Regions from separate parts of the Homo sapiens genome. Here region 1 is linked to region 2. The links are chromatin contacts, found by Hi-C in ENCODE. All regions are on one chromosome and are shown on one strand. The core of a region is the stretch at or near the end of the contact, and the rest is flanking DNA. Distances in the headings are between cores, read along the strand shown. Region 1 holds the start of TACR1-AS1 (TACR1 antisense RNA 1). Region 2 overlaps TACR1 (tachykinin receptor 1).

What was found. Hi-C counts contacts between places; a loop is a spot of excess contacts on that map. Pooled maps may share reads with other maps.
Region 1: a loop to region 2 is called in a map of Caco-2, with 4 times the contacts of the local background. The contact joins the promoter of TACR1-AS1 here to the enhancer-like site in region 2. A Hi-C loop is called at or near these places in 1 of 168 maps with a recorded cell type or tissue (Caco-2) and 3 of 50 pooled maps.

What each region holds. Positions count from the first base shown.
Region 1 is chr2:75,152,903-75,155,602 of GRCh38, forward strand. It overlaps TACR1-AS1 (TACR1 antisense RNA 1), which reads left to right and starts at 1,416. Exons shown (of 4, transcript NR_168010.1): 1 at 1,416-1,669. All of the region lies in intron 1 of TACR1 (tachykinin receptor 1), which reads right to left.
Region 2 is chr2:75,098,360-75,101,059 of GRCh38, forward strand. All of the region lies in intron 2 of TACR1 (tachykinin receptor 1), which reads right to left. Among named protein-coding and RNA genes, the nearest start is that of MIR5000, 8.9 kb to the left of the region's middle. Within about 2 kb of position 1,397, at least 2 of the 41 ENCODE cell types and tissues checked have a DNase peak (open chromatin) inside an H3K27ac peak, as active enhancers do.

The DNA.
Region 1 (2,700 bases), core at 166-2,665, 55 kb after region 2:
TGTTTGTTTGGTATTTTGTGAGACGGAGTCTCATTCTGTCACCAGGCTGGAGTGCAGTAGCGCAATCTCGGCTCACTGCAACCTCTGCCTCCTGGGTTCCAGTGATTCTCCTGTTTCAGTTTCCCGAGTAGTGGGACTACAGGCGTGCACCACCACGCCTGGCTAATTTTTGTATTTTTTAGTAGAGATGGGGTTTCACTATATTGGCCAGGCTAGTCTTGAACTCCTGACTTTGTGATCTGCCCACCTTGGCCTCCCAAATTGCTGGGATTACAGGCGTGAGCCACTGCACCAGCCTAAGACTTCTTATAAGAGTTCTTTTAGGCAAAAGCTCAGCAGAGGGCAGGGTAGGAACAATACACAATCACCTTGACTGAGTCTAACAAGATGCTATGGCAAGAAAGCACAGGAATTGTCAGAAATCTTTTCTGAAGGCATCCAAGCCTCAGTGGGATGTTATGAAAGACTGCTTCTCAGAAGATAGTCCTGACACCTAAGTGGGTGACTGAGCTAGAACCAGCTACTCACTTGCTGAGAATTATTGACCTCTCTTGTGAAATGTCAATATTGACTGACTGCACTCTGAGCTGTGCTGTTAAAGGCGTTCAGTTTTACAAGGGAAGCAGAGCATAAGGTCTGATGTCTCTTCCAGATCTGATGACCTAAGATTTGTTTATAGGATCAGGAAAAAAACCCATTAAAATACATCTCTTAATTCTTAGAGTATTATTGAAATTGTGTACAACTTGGAGAGAAGCAATGGCAAAACTTCTGAAATTCACCTGGCACATTCCCTGTTTCCTTCCATGTGGCTGCTAACCCTTTTAAGTTGTGAAGACAGAGGATCCAGGTGGACCAACCAGGGATGCAAAAGGGAGGAGGTGGTTTTAACTCCTGTGTGCAAGGATTTAATTCCTCACGTATCCTCTCTTCCTATTCAAGCTAATTCCAGGTCATCAGTGTACTCTAAGTATTCTAATCAGATTCATTAAATTTTTTTTCCTGGAATCACTGATGGTGGGCAGCACTATTGAGCTTTATTCAGGGTGTGGGACTGAGGTCTCTCCATGAGGCCATTCACTTTTGATAAGGAAACTGGCCTCACTATAGGAGTTCAGTAAAGGCCCAGCTTGCTGGCTCACTGATTAATTGAAGGGCGGGGGTGTGGGGCTTGCTGTGCACAACTAAAGTTCACTTGGATGCCCCCCTCACTGCCCAAAGCAATGCTTGGCCTACAGGAAGCTGAGCCTGCTGCTGCCTTCCTCCCGGCTCCTGGCTCCCTCGGGATCTGAACACTCAGGGTCATGCTGTTGCTGCCCAAGCAGGAAAATCCTGTTTCTGAAAATCCCAAACAACAAACAGCTCCCCTACAGAGCTCATGGGGGAGTAGTCAGAACCTCCAGACTGAGCATGTCACAAGGAAGGACTGCTTTGCTGAAGCCACTCACTCCGGGAGATTTATAATTGGAAGTTTGGCCCAGGGAGATAATCAGCCAAGAGCGCGCACGCACACACACACACACACACACACACACACACACACACACACTCTGAAGAAACCCAGTGGAGATTCAGCACTAACCCACCACACACACACACACACACACACACACACACACACACACTCTCTGAAGAAACCCAGTGGAGATTCAGCACTAACCCAGCACAGGTGAGTGAGAAATTACAACCTGTCAGCCAATGAGCCATGGTGATTCCCTCTGAAGAGGGTTTCCCAGCTATCATTCCCTTTCATCCCCACTGTAAGTTAGGCCCTCGTGCATGTTGCCTGGACTGTGGCTGGAGTCTCCTAACTGTCTTGTCTTCTCTGGGTTTTCTGGCCCCAGGTCTCTCCCTGTCTATCTACCCTGCATCCCTGCTGCTGTTGGAAGAGTCCCCTAAAAGACCTTCTCCACAGCACTGCTTAGCTCCTGGTACTCCCTTATCCCTCCTTTCGGCCCATCCTCTGCCACTGGCTTCCAAGTTCGCATTTGGCCTGCTCCCTACCTCAGTCCTGGGCAGTGAGGCAGGAAGCTGCCTTTCTCCTCCAGATGAGTCTGTGCTCTGCCTCTCTCCTTTGCGTCTCCAAATTCACACTGAGCATGAACATCTCTGACCTCACCTTTTCAAACCAAATGAAAGGGCTGCATAAGGACAACTTAGTTTATTTTGGAAGGCTGTTACACTTTGACCTCCATTTAAAAAACAAACAAAAAAATCTAAAAACCCCAAAACGTTGAGGGACTGTTCCCAAGCCCCAGCATCTTTGCCCCATCCTCAAGCCTTCCAGGACCCTCTCTCCATTCTTGGGATTGCAGCTCCTAACGTAGTTCTCCTCTTCAGCTCAAGGACAATTCTAACTGTCTTCTTGCCTGGTATGGCTTAATGAGCCTCAAGCTCACTTAGCATCATCTGGATTTAATTTCCTCTCTTGCCGTGAGCAACCTTGGCTCATCTTTCTGCCTCTCTTCTCCTCTCCTCTTTTTCCTGTCTCCCCCTCCCTTTGCTTACATGCCCTTCTTCCCCCTTTCTCTCCTCTCTCTATCTCTACCTCTCTAATGTCCACAAGTGCCTCACAACTGCCCCATTCAACCCCCACCTGAGTATCACCAGCTCTTCTGGTCCAGCTCACCTGTAAAATCTCTATTCCATCCAGAGAGGCCACCATCTCCTGTTCTAAGGGTCACATAGCTCAGATACAGA
Region 2 (2,700 bases), core at 147-2,646:
TAGAATATTCTAATGCATAATCAAACCAGACCATATCATGGCACATTGGGTTTGTTTCTAGTTTTTCATAGAAAATTATCTTTTTTACCTTAAAATTCATCCTCAAATATCCCAGAAATATTTCTTGGAGATGCCTGAGGGAGCAGTTGTCTGATGAGAAAGATGAAGAGAGACCTCTGAGAATAGCTGCCTCAATATTGGCCAATCCTTGAGGACCACAAAGCCTTGAAGTGAGCGACTCTCATCTGTTAAGAGACTTCCAGGCTTCAGTCCCTGAAACCCACATCCCTACCAGCCTTGCTCACCACCACATCCAGCTTGCTCTAGGAGTGGATTCTCATCCCCCAACTTCTGGGTTGGTCCCATTAGCTAACCCAGTCTCTCCCACTTTCCTCTCAAACTCTCCTGCTCTGCCTTTGGGTTCCTGCTTTGTGGCAGGCAATCTCCTGTCAATACTTGAAATTTTAGGAATGTTCTTTTTAATTCCAGCCTTAATAGAACTCTGGCTGCTTCCTGAGAATATGTGTTCTTTGTAGTTCTTGCAAATTAAGGCTTTTTTTTTTTTTCTTTTCTTGCTCTCACATTTATTCCCCTCAGAACCAGCAGGTGGAGTGAGGGTTCTCCTGCTCCTCCGTGCCACTTCCAGACCACTTCCCCTTGTGTCCTGTCAGATGCCACCCCTCTGAGGAGCACATATCCTGCCACATCTTCTTTTTCACTTGCTGCTGTCACTCTCCAGCCTCCTGGTCACTCTTCCCTGATCACTGAGGACCTCAGCTCTGGCTCGGAGCCTCCCTCACTATCCCAGCCTCTGTCTCACCCCAGTGACTTCATCCTCCTTGAGGAGGACCACCCAGCACTCTGGCATCTCAGTGCTGAGACTCCTCATCTCCAGTGAGCTCCTTCTCTCTTTTGCATCAGTTATCTGCATCCTGGCCACACCTGGGATATGCATGACTTTTTAAAACATCCTGTCCATAAATACCATGTCCATCCTCCCAAGTCACTTGCCTGAGTACCTCTGCTGTTACAATTCTCTCTGTGGAAACTCACATTCACTGAACCTGACATTTTCTTCCTATTCCTCAGACTCTTCATGTTTTCTTTCCTTCCTTGTCCATCAATCTAATCACTCCTATACAAGTCACCTCCAATTCCCTTACTCTTTCCTCCTTCTATGATACTCATCTGATAAAAATCTCAGGCTGAGATGAATCCAGCCACCCACATTCTTGCCCACAGCTGCCCCAGAGGCTGAACCCAGGGAGAGGTTTGCGCGGCCAGGTTGACTGATGTCACTGTAGATTCTCAGGCCCCTTTCCTTGCATTCTCAGACACCACACCTCTAGTTTCTCTCCTACCCTGCTGGCCACTGGCTCACAGCCCCTTTTATCAAGTCCTCCTTTTCTATCGACTTCCTCAGGGCTTTTTCTAGACCTTCTTCAGCCAGATCTCCCCAGGTGATTAATCTGTCCCCAAGGTTGTAAATCCATCTATGAGCTTATGACTCACGTTTTTATATCCATACCTCAGACCTCACAGAACACATATGTCCACTGGGATGCATTTCACAGGCGTTTCATGACCACTGTCTTCTTCCAGCATTTATTCCCCATTATTGTTAGAATAAAGCATAAACTCAGTGATCCTACAATACTCTTTATGATTTCCAGCCTGGGATCTCTTCCCTTATTCCCATTCTTCCTCACCTACCATGCCACCCACACCCCCACACACATCACACACTCCACATAGCCATGCTGAGTTTTTTCAGAGAGGCAGGATGATGTAGTAGCTAATGAGTGAGCTCCAAAGACAGACTCCCTCAGTTCAGATTCTGGTTTTGCCACATACTTGCTGGAGCACTTGGACAATTTGCCTACCACTTTGAGCTGCTGAGGGGATGAAATGAGATGATGCATGCAAAGTTCTTGGCAGAGTGCCTGGAACATCATAGGTGCATAATGAATGCTAGCAATTATTATTTTTAAATTTAGTTTCTTTGGCATAAATTATAACCTCTCTTTCAAATCTTTGTGCATGTGGTTGTCTCGATTTGGAATTCTTTTTTCCAACAAACTCTGCCTACTGATTTGCTTCCCTCATCCTCCAAATGCCATATGACTAACTCATATCTAACCTCCAGGACTCAGCTGATTACTATCTTGGTCTGTTGAGCATTTCATGACTCTGTGGTAATGAATGGCACTGTGGATTTATTGCAGCACTAACTACTGTATCCACATGCTTGCTTCCCTGCCCAAGTGTGCAGTAGACTCTAAGAGCTTTAAGGTGACGAGTGTGATAGGTCATTGTTTTATCTATAGCATAGTACGTACTATAAAGTAAGGGTTCATAAATATTTGCTAAGTGAATGAATAAAATGATAAATCACATTGCAGAGCCATAGCTCTCTCATTGTGAGAATAAGTCAAAAAATAATGTTCTTGGTAACTATAAGGAAATTTTGTGGTTCAGAAGAATGCAACCTTCAATTCACTGAATATTTTTGGTAACATAAATGTGTCCCCTGAAATAGATTACTATAAGAAAAAAATACTGTTGAAATAGCTAATTTATGTACTTAATAACATCTGTCTTCAAGAAACAAAAGGAGACTTCCATGAAATGAGTTCCAATGTCTATACCCAGACAACCATGATGAAAAATGTGGTTGCTGTATTAAAAAAAAAAAGAATG